2 separate regions of the Mus musculus genome follow, and region 2 is linked to region 1. Evidence: chromatin loops called from intact Hi-C (ENCODE). Cell type or tissue: left cerebral cortex. All regions are shown on one strand. Links, peaks and the distances in the headings refer to the core of each region. The heading gives the core; the rest is flanking DNA. Region 1 holds the start of Chrna7 (cholinergic receptor, nicotinic, alpha polypeptide 7). Region 2 has its middle 100 kb from the start of A26c2.

Region 1 (10,800 bases), core at 2,801-10,800:
ATGTTTTAAATGGCCATAGTTTTGTAGTCTGATAAAGAAACGAAGATGGTGAGTCACTGAAGGCCTCCTGTCTGAGATGGGAAGGAAACAATGCACTGTTCTACCATTTCTGTGCAACTGAATGTGATGGTCCTGGGTCATGTCAGCGTCTTCAAAGGAGGCCAAGAAATAGAGTGAAAGACAAGAATCGTGTACTGAGAGCACAAGCTCAATGTACTGAAAGAACCTATTGAAACTAACTGGGGGATGTAGAGCTTCAGAAGATATATAACAAACATGCAAAAGCAAATACAGTTCTGAAATGCAGCGTCTGTAAATGAAAATTAAATATGTTACTACAATGACATTGAAAGACAGTAACTCTTGATGAATAATTCTTATGAAAGCTTTCTAAAATACTTACACTGAAAACTATAGCAACTTCTTGAGAGAAATAGCGAAGAGCTATTTAAATGGAAGGAAGCATCATGTTTATGGATTAGAGGGCTCACTGTTTCAAGGACATCAATCATACATCAGTTAGTCCAAAAATTCAATAGAATTCCAGGAAAAGTATTGTGAAATGAGTCATATGATACTAGCATTAATCTAAAAGAACGTCTACAGAAACACTGAGGAAGTAAAAAAAGATGAAAAACTCACACAACCAGATGTGAAATTCTATTATAATGAGTACATAGACAGAACCCAGACTGTCGTCTGATCCACAGAGGTGACAGGGCAATGAGGAGAAAATATTCTCTCTCCTTAAAAGAACTGGGTGGATTGAATGCCAACAGAACAATGAATATCTGTTCTTAATAATAGTTTATAAAATACATAAGATTAATTATAGATGAGTGAGAAATCTCAGTGTGAAAAGTAAAACCGTGAAGCTTCCAGAAGAAGACACAGAGTGATCTCTCCACGACCCTGGGGAAGGCAGAGAGGTTTGAAACGAGAGAGAAAAGTGCAGATGTATTAGGAAGTGCTGAGAAATTGCTCTACAATAAGAGTATCCATTTATTAGAAGATTCCACTAATGTCAAATTCCAAAGACAAGTCTGTAAGGTCAGGGGCATAAGATGGAAATATGCCTCTCAGAAAACATGAAGAACCCCACATTCACTTAGTATGAATAAGCATATATCTTTATCCCTTTTTATTAGTTTTATTTTTTTTTAACATTCACACTTACTGCTTAAATTAAAAATAGCAACATTCTACTGTACCTTTTACCACAATGTAGTTATAAGACACATGATGCTAACTGGACATTGTTACGTGTCCAGGAAGTAGCTCAGTAGTGACCACTCTAGATGACCAAAGACAGGATGTGTGACGCAATCCATGGAGCAACCACCTAGCAAATGCTGTAAAAATGAAACATTGACAACTTAAGGAAAACATATAATTAAAAATTTTTACATTAATTTGTACTTAGTGTGTGAATGTGTGTCTTATTAATTTGTACTTTGTGTGTGTGTGTGTGTGTGTGTGTGTGTGTGTGTGTGTATCTCATAGCACCTGCATGAGGTCAAAGCAAAAGTTGTGGGGATACATTCTCTCCTTCCATATGTGGGTGAATCCTTGGATCTTCAAACATGATCACAGATGTTCTTGCAAACTGAGCCATCTCACTGACCCAAGTATATGAAATTTTGATTTCCAGTGACAATGACAGAAGACAACACAGTAGGAATAGATGAATAAAAACATATTGGACAAGTGGAGAATAGATGTCAGAATGATCAACTTAGGGAGACCAATGATACACTGAATGTAAGTGGGCTGAGCAGTAAATAATATTGAAATATTCAGAGCAGAAGAAACCAGCTGTGTATGATCTCCCAGGCATACTTCAAATAGGAAGTCATGAGTTTCAGATAGAAGTAAATTTAAATAAGATGTGCTGTGCAATCAGAAGGCCTGAGACTGATGATGTTACTTTACCAATATTAAAGAGAATACAAGCCTGGGAGTAATAACAGAATTAAAGAGGAATATGTTACAAAATAAAATAGGCTAGTTCACTAGTGCAACAATCACACAAACACACACACACACACTAAATTAAAAGCCTTTGAAGCAAAACTGGCAGAACTAAGAACCAACATTAAAGATAGTTCCTTGAATTTTAAAGTCTAGCAAAGAACCAAATATGTAGTGAACCCTGTGGGCCTGTGTAACTGACATTTATAGGGCACTTGAGTCCAACAATGCCAGAATACATATTCTTTTCTTTTTCAAGTACATATGGGATGTTTTCCAAGACAGAACATTTACTATATGTCAGATCCAAAATCAAGTCAATATAGTTAAAAGGGTCGAAATAAAAAGAATGTGTGATGGCCTCAAAGATTTAAGTTAGAATTATATACAAGAGTCATACATATGAAAAATAATCACTTATTTGAAAACAAAGTAGCACAAGGAAATTAGAAAATGTTTTGATTGGCAGGGAAATGAATATGAAACATCAAAATTAGTTAGAGGCGTGGAGGCAGCTCTCGGATGGAAATTTGTATCTTTCATTACATTTTAAAGGAAATCTAAGCTCAATGATCCCAGTGTATTCATTAAGAACTGTGTAAGAAAAGCAAATTAAATCTATACTATGTATAAACAATGAGATGAAAACCCATAAAAGGACAAGGTGAGAAAATTAACAAAGAAAATGTTATCTGGGAAGATCAATAAGTCTGATGAACCCTACTGAATGTAATTAAGATCAAAAATTAGGAAACTAATTACTAGATGCAGGAATGAAAAGGAGTTATCACTACATGTTTTGCAGACAGAATGGTGGCATCAAAGGGGTACTGTAATGCCATGCCGCAAATCTATTATTGCTTAAAGAAACAGGTGCAATTCTCAAAATGCTACAAGTTGTAAAAACCTTTTCAGGATGAAATAGAAACTCTGAACTGTCCTATAGCTGTTAAACTTTGTTCTTAACTTAGAAAACAACAGTAACAACATCAAAACAACCCATAAATGTAGGCTCAGTGAGAGACCATAACGATACACAAGCCTGTGGGCCTGATAAAGGTGGAAGGAGAGAACTGACTTCATTTTCACTAAGTTGTCCTCAGACCAAATCTACATGCAGAGTGGAATGTGTCATACAAATATATCATATGCCAATAAAAATAATTTTCTAAGTTTTATAAAGAAACCTTAAGGTTTATAACTCCATTTGCCAATCTTTTCAAAGTTCAAATTAGAAATAATATCTTCTACAATCAATTTGAGAATATTGTGGAGTTGGGATTGTTTCCCAATTTACTCCATGATGCTAATATCATTCTTCACAGAATTAGTGAAATTTTAAGAGGTAAAAATTATACAGCATTCTTTCTTACAGATAGAAATAGATGAAAAATCTTTAAAATTTAGTGGAAATGTAGCAGTAGTCAAATTTATGGTCAAGGTCTCCTGTGGTTTGATGTTTCTTATTAACACTGGGAAGTTTCCAGAATTTGTTTTTGGATGTTTCTGTAGTCCAATATTGCCTCTCTGCTTAATGAAGGGACCCTGCATCCCTAAAAGACCCAGAAAAGATGGTGTTCATCCAGGAAAGCCATCCAATTCCCCCCTCCCCAAGGTAGGTGAGAAATACATCTTGGCAGTGTAGGGCAAAGGGGACATTAACGTTGTCCATTGTGGTCGACATATTTGGTCATTTTATACGTTTTACACATTTTAATTTTACAGGCTTAAAACAATCATCCTACTATCTCAAATTGTTGGTCTTTTGTCTTAGATTTTCTGTTGCTGTGAAGAGACACATGACTACAGCAGCTCTAATAAAGAGAGCCATTTAATTGAAGCTGGCTTTCCATTCAGAGGTTTAGTCCACTGTCATCAAGGCAGGAAGCATGGTAGCATGTAGGCAGACATGGGGCTAGAGAGGTAGCTGAGAGTTCTACATCTGGATTGGCAGGGAGCAGGAAGAGAAAGACCCTGGACCTGGCTTGACGTTCTGAAACCTCAACCCATCTCCAGTGGCACACTTCTTCCAATGAGGCCACACCTACTCCAACAAGGCCACACCTCCTAATAATGCCACTCCCTATGAGCCTATGGGGGCTATTTTCATTCAAACCACCCTAAGCATCTTTCCTGATTAGTTTGTTGTAAAGTCAGCTTTAAGGTTGACTGTGACTCCTCTTATGTGTTGTCTATTCACTTGCATGTTTTTTATTTTTTCTTTTAAAAATTATCTTGCTATTTAACATATATACGTGTTGTGTCTGTATGTCTGTCTGCACTGCATGTGATCCTGAAGAGCCAGACCAGGGCATCAGATTCCCTGGAGCTTGAGTTACTGACTGTTTTGAAGTACCATGTGACTCCTGAAAATTGACCGTGGGTCCTCTGCAACAACAGCTCTTAACTGCTGAGCCACGCCTCCAGCCTTGCTTTTCACTTTGCAATTTGAACTTACTGTGATTTTCTTTTGGAGTCCTGTGTGGGAAGCTGTAAAGCTTCACCCCTATCCCCCCCTTTGCTCCCCCCCCCCCACTAGAGGAGGAATCCTTGAATATAAACAGCACAGGCATTTGATAGCTGGATCTGCTCTAAGCCTGCTAATGCACTGTCGGTGGTTACAGGATTATCTTCTCCCTTTCCATAGCTCAAGCAGAAAACATGGTTCTCTTTCCTGGGACACAATAGAGGTTTTCTAGTCTATTACATGAAAGGGGATTTTGTTTTAGTCTGTGGATTTATGAAGATTTCTTCATCCCTGCTTCCTATCTCTCCTAGGCACAATGTCCAGTTTCCTTGGACTGCATTAAAAGTCTAGACTTCCATCCTTGAGTCTGCCCTTGCTCTGCCTCTCCTTAGGCTAAGGCAGCACCATCAGTTTGTGGAGTGTGTAGGGTTTGTTTCCAGTTGCCTTTATAAACTTGGATACATTGTGTTTCCTTTTACCTTTTCTTTATGCTGAGGATGGGATTAAGCAGTGAGCCTACACATATGAGTAAACTCTATACTCTCAGATTATTTTACACTGCACAGATGAAAGTAACTGGGTCTCATTGAGAGCACTAGGTGCTTTCAGTCTTCTCAGAACTGAGGAACTGAGTTAATGGGTTGTTTGCAGAGCCTCCAGGTGTCTGCCCAAGCATAGGTCATAAACAGGTATTGACCAATTGTCCCACCCAAAGACGATTATTTCCTTGGTTGCTGATCTTACAGGGCATAGCTTTAGTGGTATGTTTGGGGGCCCCTAAATGTGACTCCCCAACTCAGTAAGGATGTAATCATGGTTTCTGTAATGTGATCCCAGTTGGCCACACTCAGGAGAAGTTGGTTTTCCTGGCTTATCCCTCTGTAGTGCTAGCGAGGGCTCTTAGGCACTTTCAGACTGAGAATAGAAGAGAGAGCCCTTCCATCCCACCACCAGTGCAGATGGTTTTCTGCTTCTAGCCGATGCTGTGTGCTTCCCCTTCTCTGATGTTTTTTTTTTTTTTCCTTCTCTCCTATCTTCCTGGCAGTGAATGCTTTACAGCTCATTCCTTCACCAAGTGCCTGCTTTGTGATGTTCCTGCTGTTGGACATAGGATGAGGAGTACCCAGGTGCCAGATATACACCCAACTGTTTGCCACATGCCTCTGCCTGCTGTCCCCTTCCCATGTGGAATACTGGGTCTCCTTTGACGGGAGCCCTGGTCAGTTGTCTGTCTTTTGTTTTTTTGTTTTTGCTTTTTTTTTTAAATGAACTTTCTCCCAAAACAGTTTTCCCCCCTTTGCTCTTAACCTGAAGCTGTGAAACCTTATACCAACTCTTTATACTTCTATTAGTAATCAACATGGGAATCCTTCAAGATACTCATTTCCAGGGTATTGCATGCCACTGCTCCTGCAAACCAAGCAGCTGGAGTCACTATCCCCTTCCCACCACTTCCAGTTTAGTCACTTTTTTTTTTTTTTGATAAGCCTGTCCCTCTTTTTTAGTGTTGTACTTTCTAACCCATTGGAGCAACAGTCTGATGACACAGGTGTTATGGAGTCTGTGGGAAGAGAGGATGGATTCCGCTAACGGAAACCAGAGTAGTCATCAAGGTGTGCTTTCTGTACTTCCGGGGACAAATGGGGTAGCCTAACTCACTTCTGACTGCTCTCATTAGTACCATCCTCCCAATATGGCAGCAAGGAAGATACCTCTAGACCAGGGTCTCTGTGGCTGATCTCCCTCAGTCCTTACTTGTTCATTTACTGTTCTTTGAATCAAAGAGGCCGACAGAATCAAGTTTTGGCTTGTCTTTTCAGAAAGGGATTGGAGTTAATGTTCCAATTTTCTGAATCTGTTTTAAAAGAAAGTGAGACTAGGTCAGGCTTTCTGCTGATAAAGTATGTTATGCCTCAGGAAGGAGCTAATCGCTGGAAACACCAGGTCTTGCAGGGAAAACATAGGCTTACTCCTGCGTGGTCTACCTTGTCTGGCTGGAGAAACTTCTGAGTTTGCGATGCAGATTCTGGTACCAGAGAGAGTCCTGGAGGACTGGGTCTGAAAACTGTTACTGGTGTGAGTACAGAGCACAGTTGGTAGCAGGAGCAAGTAGCTCGGGGTCAGAGGCCATCAACTAGCTGAGCAGGGATGCAGTTCCCGGGGCGGCCACGGAGCTGCGCGGCTCAGAGAGCGCTCGCGAGGCGGGGGCGCGCTGTCACGTGTGGGGGTGCGCGGCGGCGGCGGGCGCGCGCAGCGCTTTAAAGGCGCGGAGGCGGCTGGAGCGGCAGCTCGGCCCCGGCGGACGGCGGGACACGGCGGCTGCTCCGGCGACATGTGCGGCCGGCGGGGAGGCATCTGGCTGGCTCTGGCCGCGGCGCTGCTGCACGGTAACCTCAGCGCGGCTTCGGCCCTACTCCCCGCGGCGGGCTCCGGGGAGCAGACTCCGGCGGGCAGGCGGGCGGGCGGGTGGTCCCGGGTTGCGGCTGGGCGGCGGGGCTGAGATGCTCTGGGGCGGGGTGGCGGCCCCGTGCTGAGGCCCGCTGGGCGCTCTGCTTCCTAAGTGTCCCTGCAAGGCGAGTTCCAGAGGAGGCTGTACAAGGAGCTGGTCAAGAACTACAACCCGCTGGAGAGGCCGGTGGCCAACGACTCGCAGCCGCTCACCGTGTACTTCTCCCTGAGCCTCCTGCAGATCATGGATGTGGTGAGTCTGGCGGGGCGCTCGGGCCACACACCCTCCTGTCCCGGACCAGGTTGCGCTTCGGGCAGGACCCCCAGCCACCTGTGCATGGGTACTTGGGTCGCATCTTTCTTTTAGCTAGAAACTCCCGGCCAAAGTGTCCTAAGCTGGGAGTCAGTAGCAGGAACAGGCTTCCTTGGTCACTTTCAGACTCCCTTAGAAAGAAAACTAGTGCAGCTCTGCGCCCGGAGCCCGGAATAGTTTAGATACTTACAAGCTTTTCTTCCTCTTTAGTGACTGCGTAGTGCCTTGGTGGGGGCCTGGCTTTTCGGCTGCCAATCTGTTTGGGGAGAAGGCCAACTGTAGGTGTCTAGAAGCGTTCCCATTAGGGGGATGGTCATTGGTTTTATTTTGTGGAGACGACAGTTGTGGGCGATCCTTTTTGGAGAATTCCAGGCAGCTAGTAGCAGTCCTCTGGACCCCTTGCAGCAAGCCACACCCCTGCAGTATCTGTGACAGCTTGGTTTTTTTCTTCTGCCAGCTGGGCTACTTTTTACGATTTTTTATAGGTGGAGTCTTCCAAATGATGCCAATACTTAGAAAGTGTTCCAGTGTCTGTTCTCTAGGTGGGTAAGGCTGGAGCAAAGGGATTTTTGTGTTCATCAGGAGAAACTACTGTGAGCAAAGAGGTACCAAAAGAACTTTGGTAAAGTGGCATGGCAGGTGGTACTTCCCACTCCTGCCCTCACTCCTAGGCTGTTCCTTTTAATCTAGTTAGTTCTCATGATGAATGGCTTCTCACTTCATACTATACCCGTTAAATCTGCATCTCTTCCCATGACAGAATCCTACTTTATTAAGTGTGCACTGCACAGTGTGTGTGTGTGTGTGTGTGTGTGTGTGTGTGTGTGTGTGTGTGTGATTTATCATGAGAGATGTAGAAGACAGCTGCTGCCTCGTGGACGATTGTTTTCTAAGTTTACAGAGCACAGACTACAGGGAAGGAAGAAGAAGAAGAAATCTTGTTGGTTTGGAGTCTGAGTGACAGACAGTGAGGAGGAGATTCTGCCATGGAGCAGAACATAGTTCAGAGAGAAGTGGAGGAGGGAGGCAGTGAGGGGGAGGAGGTGCAAAGGCTCCTGGGCATTTGGGTAGGGTAGACCTACAGGACAGTTCAGTTAAGTGGTGGAGACATTGTCCTTATTGCTTCTGGTTGACTTTGGGAAGTATCATAAACATCTTGAGGTTTGGCTTCCCTGCTAACAGAATGGTGGACACCTACATACTTCACTGGGCACCATGATCCATGAGGAGCAAGGAAAAAAAAGAGATAATGTCAAGATTCCTCAAAGTCAACTACATCATTATAGTTATTTTCCTGCAAAAAGTATACAAGGAAGGGTAAAGTAGCTAAGCTAACATGTTCCATAAAAACCACAAAGTAAGATGACTTCTCTGTCCCTACTTGCCCAGGGTCTACTTTGGCAAGCTGGCCTTATTGTATGCTTCATAGCAGCCTCTGGCTGGGTAGTAAGCTTTATGGTATAGGGGCTAGTCAGCTGTAGAGCTTGTGCAAAGAAATAGAGCAGGCCTGGCAAGCTTATTGAAAAGGAAAAGCCTCTTTAGAATTCAGGTTAATATGTCAATAAGGCTTGCTGACCTGTAGAAGTTAAGTTGTAAGCTAGGATTAATGATGTGGAAAAACTTAGTTATGTTATACAACTATTTAAAAAAATTAAAGACAACAAACTATAAAACTTTAAGTTATTGCCATATCAGTTAGGAAAAAAAAAACCATATGAAGAGGGTCATGAACAGAGGTCAAGGGGAGAGTGAGGTTTGAGAAAATCTCCCTCTCCCCTTGGCCTCAGATCTAGCTGCGGACATACTGAGCTTCCCACTAGGCAATGCTGCATGTTTGTGGAGTGGCCTTGAGAAAGCTACTTAACTTTTCTCAGCCATGCTCTCTCATGTGTAAAATGAGAACAATCATATCCACTTCACGGGTTTTGAGAGGATTAAAAAAGAGAAGTTCTTGCCACACGCTGATAATTTGCTGAAAGCTTACTCCATCTTAATTATGTAGTGACTTCATTCAGAGGTCACGAAGTCTATTCCTAGAGAGGTGTGGTCACTTACCCAAGGATGCCCAAAGACTGCAGGCAGTCTGCTAAGGAAAACTCAAATGGAGTTTCTTTGCATGCCCTTTGCCTATCATAAGCTTTTTAGACTTGGTAACTTACTTTTGTAGAACAGAGCTAGCTTAATCTACTTAAACTGGATACGCGGTAGCTGATTGAATATGTGTGTCCTAAGCTCCTGGGTGAGAAGGAGGTTTCTACATCAGGCACAAGGAAATATGCAAGCATTTGTATTCTAATCCCGTTTGGCTCTGCCCCGTTTTTTTTTTTTTTTTTTTTTTGAAGCAGAGCCAGGTCTTTCTTGCTGAAATCTCAGCACTCTGGACAGAGGCACCAGCTCTCAGGAGGGCTATGAGTCTTCTCCTGTGGTGGAATCTCTTTACAAATTCATCTCTAGGGGGTCATTTTGCTCATTTCAACCTATTGTTCCATAGTCTAGAATTTATTTCTTACAACTTATTATTGCTTCCCCCCCTTTTCAGCAAAATGTCCTGCCTTCAGGGATGCATAGATGGCATATGATGCCACATATACATTTTATTCATACAAGATGGTTTGCACCATCAGCATGTTCCACCTCTGTTTATAGGGCTCCCAGTGTAAGCCTTGTTAGGCTCTGAAAGTTTACAGATGAACAAGAGAGGACTTTCACCTCTAGAGGCAACATGATCTGATTGGCTCTAAGACTAAGAAGAAAATCTAAGATTTTCACATGTGATGGAATTTGACATAGTTTTCAAAGTGCTGAAGATTGCACACTAGGGGACATTTATTTCCAATGACAGAGGCTGGGGTGGTTTCAAAGAACAAGAGGTTGGATTTTCAATAGGAGTTTCCCAGATAGAGAAAGTAGAAAGACTTCCCTAAGTAATGGAAACAGAGGGAAGGGAGATTGTAAATGTAAGGGAGGAGACACTCCTTCAACAGGGTGTGTTCATGAAATCCTGGCTCCTACCTTTAGCAAGGTGTTTCCATAAGGTCCTAGCTCCCTGCCTTCAACTAGGTGTTTCCATGGACTGCTCTCAGTTGATGTTTGCTTCAGGTTTAACCGAAAGACTTCTTAGGAAATTTATGCTTTCTTAGAAGTTCAAAAATATTGATCAATTCATAAATACTTTTATCAACCTTTCTTCTAGTATGCTTCTAAAAAAGTATGTGATTTTTCTCTGGTAGTAAGGGGTAGTGTGTAAAATATCTCGAATATGCTACAGAATTCACAGACTGACTTGTGATCTACCTGAGTGCCACAGACTCTGTGCTTGAAGAGGTAGCATTCCAGGACTTTGAAAACCTATAAGACTAGCTTGCCAGAGCCTATTTTCCTAGAAATGGAAACATTCTAACCGTAGCTTTTTATTAAATCTAATAAGTATGAATTATAGATGAGAATGAGAAAATGTGCATATGTTTTAAAGATAAAACATGGGTCTTTAGAGGATTTTCTGTAGCCACTGTGGTCTGTTCTAGTTATTTGGCTATCCCCTTGGTGAGGCATTTGGTAGAGAGTGGGAAGGCATGGCAAATTTCTTCCCGCAGGGGCGGGA
Region 2 (10,800 bases), core at 1,243-9,242, 290 kb after region 1:
AACTCCTTCCATGGGTGTTTTGTTCCCAATTCTAAGAAGGGGCAAAGTGTCCACATTTTTCTTATGAACATCGTGTTGTTACCAACTACATCAACCCACCCAAGACGCTTCTCTTCTGACGTTTAGAAGCCAGCCATCTACTTTCCCATCATAGCTAAACATTGCAGAGAGTTACATTAACAGTCAGTGTTCACTGTGTAGTATATGGCATTGTAAAGGAAGAAGAAATCACCAGGGCATTTACTAAAGGAGAGGATAATGCCAGACTTGAGGAAGTCCTGGGTAACTGGCAGCTTTTGCATCAGCACTGCTGCATTGCCTCACATTTAATAGTAAGGGAAGCTTCTTTCCCCACAGCACACAGAAGTTTGTCTCCTTTGACTCTCCCTATCTTCATTGAGTCATGGGGACTTATAGGCTTGCTCTGGGTTGGAATTTGGTGTCTAGGGATGCCATGGTTAGTTTGAATGTCTGGCTTTGTACATACTACTAACAGCAATAAGGCTGTTTTAATTTCTCATCAATCACATTTTTGTGTGTGTGTGTGTTTTTACATAACATTTTAGCTCAGCCTTACAAATGTCCTCTTACAGGGCAGCAATTAGCTTATGGTGAATTGCTCCATAGGACATAACACGTTGGTTTTAATACTGTCTGTATATCATTGACCATTGACACAAGTCTATCATATCTTAATTTTGCTCAAAAGTCACTGTTTCTCCATTTCTCCATCATTATTCTTTTCTCTTTCTTTCTTTCTTTCTTTCTTTCTTTCTTTCTTTCTTTCTTTCTTTCTTTCTTTCTTTCTTTCCTTCCCTTTCTTTCTTTCTCTTTCTTTCTTTCTTTCTTTCTTTCTTTCTTTCTTTCTTTCTTTCTTTCTTTCTTTCTTTCCTTCCTTCCTTCCTTCTTTCCTTCCCTTCCCTTCTTCCTTCCCTTCCCTTCCCTTCTTCCCTTCCCTTCCCTTCCCTTCTTCCCTTCCCTTCCCTTCCCTTCCCTTCCCTTCCCTTCCCTTCCCTTCCCTTCCCTTCCCTTCCCTTCCCTTCCCTTCCCTTTCTTTCTTTCTTTCTTTCTTTCTTTCTTTCACTATTTTCTTCATTTACATTTCCGATGCTACCCCATAAGTCCCCCAAACCCTTCCCCCCAACCCCCTCCACCTCCCACTTCTTGGCCCTGGTGTTCCCCTGTACTGAGGCATATAAAGTTTGCAAGATCAATGGGCCTCTCTTTCCACTGATGGCCAGCTAGGTCAACTTCTGATACATATGCAGCTAGAGACACAAGCTCCAGGGGGAGCTTCATATTGGTTAGTTCATATTGTTGTTCCACCTATAGAGTTGCAGACCCCTTTAGTTCCTTGGGTACTTTCTCTAGCTCCTCCATTGGGGGCCCTGAGATAGATCCAATAGCTGACTGTGAGCCTCCACATATGTGTTTGCTAGGCCCCTGCATAGCCTCGCAAGAGACAGCTATATCAGGGTCCTTTCAGCAACATCTTGCTAGTGTATGCAATGGTGTCAGCGTTTGGAAGCTGATTATGGGATGGATCCCCAGGTATGGCAGTCTCTAGATGTTCCATCCTTTTGTCTCAGCTCCAATCTTTGTCTCTGTAACTCCTTCCATAGGTGTTTTGTTCCCAATTCTAAGAAGGAGCAAAGTGTCCATTTCAATCACATTTTTATTGGATATTTTCTTTATTTACATTTCAAATGTTATCCCCTTTCCCAGTTCCCCTCTCTCTTGGGAAAACCCTATCATATCCTCTCTACCCCTGCTTCTATGAGGGTGTTCCTCCACCCAACCACCTACTTCTACCTCCCCACCTTCAATTCCTGTACACTGGGGCATCTATCGAGCCTTCATAGGCCAAGGACCTCTCCTCCCATTGATGCATGACAAGGCCATCCTCTGCTATATATGCCGCTGAAGTCATGTGTACTCCTTTGTTGATGGCTAAGTCCCTGGGAGTTCTGGAGGGTCTGGTTGGTTGATGTTGTTGTTGTTCCTATGGGGTTGCAAACCCCTTCAACTCCTTCAGTTCCTTCTCTAACTTCTCTATTAGGGACCCCACGCTCAGTCCAATGGTTGGCTGCTAACATCAGCTTCTGTATTTGTAAGGCTCTGGCAGGGCTTGTCAGGAGACAGCCATATCAGGATCCTTTCAGCATGCACTTCTTGGCATCCACAATAGTGTCCGGGTTTGGTAACTGTATATGGGATGAATCACCAGGTGGGACAGTCTCTGGGAAGGCCACCAATCATATTTTTAAAAACTACCTTAATAAAGTTTCTTCTGGATCTACAAGAAATACAGCTTCCATTTTGTTTTCTTTCATACTACTTTTTACATTACACCTATACATTTCTTGCTTTTGATTAGAAGTGAAACACTTGTGATTATTTCTAATACTTGAAGACCTAGAAGCTATTTAAAGGCTATTAAATGATTTAATATCAATATGTTTGTGTCCTTGTATCTTGAGGAACAGGCAGGAGAGAAAGAGAGAGAGACAGAGACAGAGACAGACAGAGACAGACAGAGACAGACAGAGACAGGGACAGAGATCATATTTACTTATTTGGTTTTGGTTTATAGTGTGAGTGTGTGGTAGTTTGAATAGATATGGCCTCCATAGACTCATGTGCTTAATGGTTACCCCATAGGGAACTGTACTATTAGGAGGAATGGCCTTATTGGAGTGGCTGTGTCCTTGTTGAAGGAAGTGTGTCACTGTGTAGGCAGACTTTAAGGTATTATATCCGCTCAAGCTACACCAATGTTGTACACAGTCCCCTACTTGCCATCTGTATATTAAGATGAAGAACTCTCTGCTCCTCCAACACCATGTCTTCCTGTGTGCTGCCATGCCTCTCACCATGATGATCATGGACTAATCCTCTGAAATTGTAACCAGCCCCAATTAAATATTTTCCTTTACAAGAGTTGCAGTGGTCATGGTTTCTGTTCACAGCAATGAAACACTAAGACAGAGTGTCACAATAGTTATCATCAAAGTATTCACTGGTTCTTTGAGTGCCAAAATGATAAAACACTAATTAAAGAACTGAAATTCTGTAAATTTTACCAAATTACAACTCATGGTTACAAATTAAGCACATGCTGTTAGTTTTGCCTGATACAAGGTTGCTACAAATCTTTGCTATGTAAATCTAACCATATAACTAACTAACTAACTAACTAACTAACTAACTAACTAAATATGAGGTAGACCTGTGTATAATTATGCATAGAGACTGACATATAGCCTCCAAGGTCTTGTAGAAGAATCCAGGAGAGGTAAATTGTGCATGGATATGATAACTCTAGGCCATAGTCCAGACAGGAAGAGGTGAGGGGTCAGGAACAGTGGAAGATTTAAAGATGTTTTAGAGCATCAATGTTAAGATGCATCTTGCAAGGACAAGTAGACTCCAAATAGCCAGCCTGATAAATATTTACATATCCATGCAAAATATGTGTAAATAAATATTACAGATGTAGATGATTGTATAAAGTTATTAATATCTATCTGTAAAATTTAACAATTTACTCATAGAAATGTGGCCTAATATGATGAGAAATACAAAATAAATGTAACTATGTATTTTGTAAGGAATACTGATAAAATGCATTTATAAATATGTAACTAATGCACATATATATAGTCAAGTATATGAATAAATAAATATGTATGTATAAAATAAACATAAAAAAATGAAACACAGTATTACAGTTTCACAAACACCACCTGCAAACTTGGATTCTTGGGCAGTGGCAGTGGGCCTTTTAATCATCTCTGAAAGCAATGAGAACTAACATCTCTAAAGACCACTTTGTTGTCAGTTCTAGGTAAGTCTCTGCTGGAAACAAGGCTGTGCACACTTACCAGATGAAAGGGCACAGTCCTCCAGCAGGGACATGTTCTCCTCTCAGCAGAATTCTCACCTAGAAGTCCTTGGGGAGTATACAAGGCAATATTTACAGTATGGTCCAGGTGTGTGAAAGTGCAGCTAGTACTCTTCTTAGACACAAAATCAGCTGTGTACCAACCATCAGAGAGAGCTGGCTGCCATGTATATGTACATAGAGAAGGTAATTGATAGCCTTTCTAGGTTTGCTTGACAGAACTCAATTGTGGTCATTCAAAGGCCAGGGAATGGCACCAGATGAAAGAGATAAGGCACTTCTGAGGAAAATATGTCCGTCTAATAATAGCTGGCCTTAGTGATTCCTGCTAGGGGGAAATTGAATCTAGCTTAATAGTCGACTACAGAGCTTAGGATTTCCTCTGTCATTTAACTAGTGGGCAATGCTCTGTTGTTTTCTGACCAAGACCATGTCTGCCAGGCATGAGAATCACATTCATAGTCAGTGCTGGGTTCTGCCTCCTCAGTAGATATAATACCGAAAAATCAAATAGAACCAATGCTTATGAAGCAAGGAAAGCTTACATGACACAGTTTCAAACTAAGAATCCAATATGTGAGTCCCTCAATAATATGAGCAGGAACTGTCTCTATCTCTGTTGTGAGCTTTTGGAATCCTTTCCTATAGCTAGGCTGCTTTGTCTGGCCTCAGTGGGAGAGGATGCTCTTAGTCCTGTTGTCAGGACAGGGTAGGTGGGTACCCAGGAGGGTTCTTTTCTCTGAATGAGGGGAGGTATGAGCATGCAACTTGGAGGAGAGGAAGGAAGGGGCCCGCCATCAGACTGCAAAGTGAATAAATAAACAAATTAATGGAGGAAAAAAAAGACATTAGGTTTTGTTCCAAAGGGTTTGTGTTATAATCAATTGTGCTATGAATAGGGTCACAGTTAATCTTTGGACTGGTTCATGCTTGCTTACTTCTCCAGCATAAATCCCCAATAGTAAATCAGTGAGTTTAATTGGCAGCCTGTTCTCTGGACAGGCTGTATCAATACCTACTCCTCAGCAGTGTTTGAGGGCATGTTTCCTGTATGTTTAACAACAGGAGATAGTAGAAGAAGTAGACTTAACGTGCTGTATCTCTGTGCTTGCCTTGGATGCTAAGTCAACGGGTTCAACTGCTACAACTGCAAAAAAAAAAAAAAAAAAAAAAAAAAAGATGTTGCCATTTGTGTTTGTGTAACCATGTAACCATTGTGTTACCTCCAAAGGAGTAATTATAAAGTACACAGTTATCAAGGAAATTAAGTACTACTGTGTTGGTTCCAATGAGGTGTAGATACACAACACAACTGCCCATGTATTTGGAAAGAAGAAAAAATTCTCTTGAAGTATTTTCACAAGTCTGCTGCCGAGTCATGCTTCTAGTTTTGGAATTGCTTCCTTAGGTTATTTACCAGTGTCAGAATTAATATGAGGGCATTTTCCTCACCATAAAATATTCTTTTTATGTAACAATCTTGAACTTCTTATATTTTTACGCATGATTCTAATATTTTCTCTAAGTTTGCATGTGTTTTGTTTAAATGTATTTATAATGTCTGTTGGTTAGAGAAGTGGTCTCTGTTGCCCAGTCTGACCTCCAACTTTTGATGTTCATGTGATTCTCCTGCTTCCTGACCCTCACTTAGCCGAGACTTTAGGGTGTGTCAGCATTCATGGCTTGTGGACATTTTGTTTCAAGGCAGAAAGTTGAAAAAAAAACCAAAAACGTGTTTTCATGGAGCTGGAGAGGTGGCTCAGAGATCAAGAACACATTGCTGCTTTTGCCCAGGACCAAGTTCAGTTCCCTGAACCTATATATAAGGGTGAGTTGATGAGCTTTGCCTTGCTTCCAAGTCTGTGATGTCACAGGGATTTGGAGATATCATTGGGGTAAAATGTGCCGGAATTTGACTTAGATGGAATCCACAGCGTACACAGACTTGGGAAGGAAGTATTTCTGTCTACACTCATAGGCATATATTTATATTTTTAAATGAATTTACAGTGTTCATAAATGTATAAATATGTAAATACACATCTCAAGTAGATGCTTATTCTCTGGGCTCAGTTTTTAAAACTGTGTCTCAGGATAGGCTGTACAATAGCACCCACTTGTGGTAAATATAGCAATTGCACCCTTCTCTCAGAAGGACCATTCCCCAGTGGTTGATTGCTCTGTTGTCCTTTGTGAACTAAAAACAAACAAACAAACAAACAAAAACAAAACAAAACAAAAAACTGTCTGAGGTTTGGTATTGCGGGCTTCTGTACAGAGTACTGCAGTTGGACCTCTGTAAGAACACATGTGTGGGTTTGGCATCAGGACCGAAGCAATCAAGTTTTGGTCTTCTATACTCATGTAGTTCTGCCCATATGGAACTGGCCCTAGGGAGCCGTAGTAAAAAGTCCTGACCTGTTCACTGAAAAGAAGCTTCTGCAAAGACCTGCGTTTAGAACACTTCCACTTGTTGAGCATCTTTCCAGACAAAGGCTTCATTCTACATTATTTTCTGTGCAATGAACTCCTAGCAGTGCAGGTATAGAGGTTCGATTCTAAAGCTCTGGACTTAGACACCCATGTAGATGTGAAATGTCTGTAGACAAACCTGTGACCCTGCATGGGAAGTAGACAGAAGTCTGGCTGACCTTTGCCTAGAATGCCTGCTATGTCACCATCTGGGCGTCAGGCTGCTTGAGATCTAAAGTGAAAACTGCCAGGCCATCGTCCTCGTGGCCACCTCAGCATGGGCAGACACAAGGGAGTCCTGCATATGTGCATCCAGATGTTTTTATATTCACTTAGCAAGTTGAATATCCATCTGTATTCAATCATGCCCATCCTTTTCTCACATAAAAATGGATCTGTATATAAATGTCGATATGATGGAAGACTTGAGGCCTTTCAGAATACTGCAAGGGATTTCGTGTAAGTGAACATTTACTGCAGTAGAAAAACCTTTGCCTTAGGTGGCAAGTACAGCTTTGATATGCAATATGAAGTTTGCACTTAAATAGATATTCAAGCAAATTGATTTATTAATGTGGATGTGTAAACTGTTGACTGGGGAAGATGAACAAACACCAAGAAACCTACAGTTACACACCTGCAACGTGTTCTCATGCTGAGGGGTTTGGGGCCTGTGTGATTCTTTTGGCAACTCTGGAAGGTGAATTCTAATGGTTCCTCCCCCCCCCCCCCCAATCAGGGTAATGTTCTGTTAAATATCCCTGACCCAGTGTCATCACTCGATCTGAAGAAGGTAAATTTGGTTAGCAAAACTTACAGGACCAGACATTCTAGAAAGTGCTTAGAGAGGCCTGAAACACTGTGCCTGCCTAGGTAGATATTGCATCTGCTGGTTTCTCTGGGACAGAACTCAAGTTTGTTGCAGATTACCACTGGGGTGGTGCAGATAGTGTAAGTCGAGGTATAATTAGGATAACTATACAATTTTGGTAGGATAGTCCTGCACTGAGGATTGCCAGGGGCTGGGCCCTCAACCCTAAATGCAAGATCACACCACACCACACACACACACACACACACACACACACACACACACGCTTCTGTTCATCTGTCTGAAACCATCATGTCTATGGTTGTGCCTCTGAAAGCAGTCATTTTTTTGTGTATAATTTATCATTTTAAGGTAAGGAACTTTATTTAAGAATATTTAATTGTGGTTTTACTGGGGAAGAGGGGCAGTTTTTGTTGTTTTATCCAGTGAACCAACACCAGTGGCGTTCTACCTACTGAAAATGTTGCAAGCTGTTTGCTGACTCTGAAAGTTCAAAGGTAACTGCAGTAGACCTTACTGTTAATTTAGATTATGTAGAAGCTAATCAATGTGTATTGATTTAAAAAGCCAGAGTCCTTGAAAAAAATCAATATAAATATCATTTTCAGTCCTACTTAATTTGCATGATTTGACTACCCCCAATCTCCTACAATTGTTGTTTTAATCAATGTTTTGAGTGCTGTGTGTTGTTTTCAACAAATGAGTTATGATTTGACCAATAATTTAATATTTTATTAAAATCTCTGTATTAATATATATGTATATATGTACACACACACACACACACACACACACACACACACACACGTCAGGGTTTTTCTGTTTAAGAGCCCTGGCTGTCCTGAACTTTGTAGATCAGATTGGCCTTCAACTCACAGAAAATGCCTGCTTCTGCCTCTCTAGTGATGGGATTATAAGAGTGCTCCACCACTTCCTGGCTTCATATATTCTATTTTGATCTTGTTTTCTCCTCCCTCAAATCCAAGATCCTCCCAACCACTCTATCATCCAACTTTATGTTCTTCTCAACAACAACAACAACATCAACAACAACAACAACACCCCCACAAAACCCAATAAGACAACTACTCCTGGTCATGGGGCCTGCCTGCCTGGAGTGTGGTTGATATACCCAGTGACACTACATTGCAGAAAACTAATTTTTCCTTTGACAGCTGGTATCAATTGCTAATAACTTGCTTCTTTAAACAACCACAGGTGGGTGGTGTATTGGCGCCCTCCTGTGGTAGAGGTAGCAGCTGTTAGTTTACAGAGTTCATTAGGGCTGACTTCTCAGGTTGCCTTTAGAGCTGTGCAAAATTGTTACAACCCTAGAGACCACACATACTAATATACTAATGACATTATATAGAGGAATCAGGTGTGTGTGTGTGTGTGTGTGTGTGTGTGTGTGTGTGTTGTATGTGTAAAATAGTGTAAGGTGAGGTATGCCCAGGATAACTATATATTTTTCTAGGATAGATCTGCACTGAGGACCTCTTATGTTGTGTGTGTGTGTGCACATGGTATATGTATATATATATACCTCCTAAATATCACTGCCTCTAAATACACTTTCTCTTTTATTCACAATAAACTTTCTCCTACAACATATCTAGGTGCAATCATGACCTTTCCTATTTTATTTCTTTTTATTGAGTTGTGGGGCACCAGCTGTACTATGCATAGCTGCAGGGCAAGAGCTCTGTGTGAGAGCAGGCTGATGTCTCTGGCTGACTTCAGAATGCAGCACAGTATCAGCCTTCCCCCCCCCCCCCTTCCTCTACTCTGAGGCTACACTAACCACAGGTCTCTTGGTTTCTATGTAAGCACCTTTTAACATTCCACAGAGAAGAGAGAGTATATGCTCACCTTTCTGTACCAGCTCTCTGCATTCACTTCTCAGCAGGATCTGATGTTTCATAACTTGTCTCAGTGTCAGGATGCTATTCTTTTTACGGCTGTCTCGTGCTCCCCTGTATATCTGTATTATATTTAAATGTTACTTTTACTTCCGTGTTCCTCTTCACTGTTTCCATGTGCTTTTCGTGCTACCGTGAATGAGTTTGTGATGAACACAGACATAGAAGTCTTCCTAAGACACTGGTTTCATCTCCTCCTGAATGTGTGCTCATTATTGTGAAACTGCTGCATCACAAGGTAGATACATTTGCTTAACTCTTCAAAGAACCATCATACGGTTACCCATAAAGACCATAAAAATTTATATTCCAGCCAACAGTGTGCATCTCTCCAGCACTTACTATCTTTAGTCTGTCTGACAGTAGACACTCTAGTGAGTGGACTGATAACTCATTGTGGCTTTGATTTATAGTATCCTGATGACCAACACTGCACATTTTTATACATCCATGATGGTTAGTCTTCATTGTCAACTTGACAAAACCCAGAATCACTTTAAAAGACATCTTCAATGAAAGGTTATCTGTATTGGGTTGCCTGTGGGCATTCCTATGAGGGTTTTTAATTGGGGTAACTGAAATAGAAAGACTCCCCATGAAGGTGGGTTTCATCATTTCAAGGGTTGGACTCTCTACTAGATAAAGGAGAGAAGGTCACCTGAACACAGACAGGCATGCGTGCATCCATTTTTCTATTTGCTTCTGATAAATATGACCAACTCCTGCCTTGACTTCCTCATAATGATGGGACCCCGGAAGTGCAATTCTGTAAACTGAATAAATTCCTTTCTCTAAACAGTTGTTTTGTCAGGGTACTTTTAGTATCGTTAAACTCAGACAGTATCATCAGCCTTATCTGTAGGTCAGATAAGAAATTGAGAAATATCTGTTTATATCTTTGCTCATATTTAAAACAGCTATTTATTCTTGGTCTGTTGAGTTTTAGGTTAGTCTTGGTAAGTATCCGAATATGTTAATCTTCATGAGTGCAAAATTACTGCCACATTTATCTTGATTTAATGGCTTTTGTGTGCTGTTTCTAACATCTGAAGATACTCCTCTGTTAGTTTGTAGGGAGTTTATTATCTTTCATATAAGCGTGAGAGTCTACTTAGAGGTGATTTCTGTTTATAGCATGAAGTTATATTCAAAGCTCTTCTCTGGGTAGATACTCAGTGCATGCTATGCTATGTATTGGAAATGTGTTTTTCTCATCTCACTGTAGAAAAAAAGATGGATAAGTAAACAGACAGATAGATACATACATACATACACACATACATACATATATACATACATACTAGACATATTATTTTAGTTTATTTTCTATTGCTGTGATAAAATACTATGACAAAAGTCAATTTGGGAAGGAAAGAGTTGATTTGGCTCACATTGACAGTACATACCAGGGGAGCCAAGGCAGAAACTCAAGGCGGGTACCTGCAAGTCGGACTGAAACAGTCATGAAAGTAACACTGTTTATTACTTGATTTCCCTGACTTGCTCTATTGTTTTCTTAAACAAGATGGGACCACATATCCTGTTATGGCACCATTCATAGTGATTTGGGCCTTTGCATATCAATCACTAATCAAGAAAATACTCCCACAGATTTGCCTACAAAGTGATTTGAATGGGAACATTTTCCTGTTTGTTTCCCTCTTCTCAGA

The links. Peaks named below come from ENCODE experiments on the same cell type or tissue, not always from the same donor. Only the 100,000 strongest peaks of a DNase experiment are listed, where the experiment ranks them.
Region 2: it touches region 1 in a loop (12-fold over the local background); 11 of 42 quality-filtered maps call a loop at or near these places.

Annotation. Positions count from the first base shown.
Region 1 is chr7:63,208,447-63,219,246 of GRCm38, reverse strand. Chrna7 (cholinergic receptor, nicotinic, alpha polypeptide 7) reads left to right here and starts at 6,721. Exons shown (of 10, transcript NM_007390.3): 1 at 6,721-6,825; 2 at 7,000-7,139. The coding sequence starts at 6,771. In left cerebral cortex, for the core only: a CTCF peak has its summit at 6,595; DNase peaks (open chromatin) are centred at 4,393, 6,653, 7,163 and 7,316; H3K4me3 peaks cover 1,427 bases; H3K27ac peaks cover 463 bases.
Region 2 is chr7:62,920,086-62,930,885 of GRCm38, reverse strand. No RefSeq gene overlaps it. Among named protein-coding and RNA genes, the nearest start is that of A26c2, 100 kb to the right of the region's middle. In left cerebral cortex, for the core only: CTCF peaks have their summits at 6,035 and 8,443 (motif pointing left); DNase peaks (open chromatin) are centred at 5,789, 5,990 and 8,445.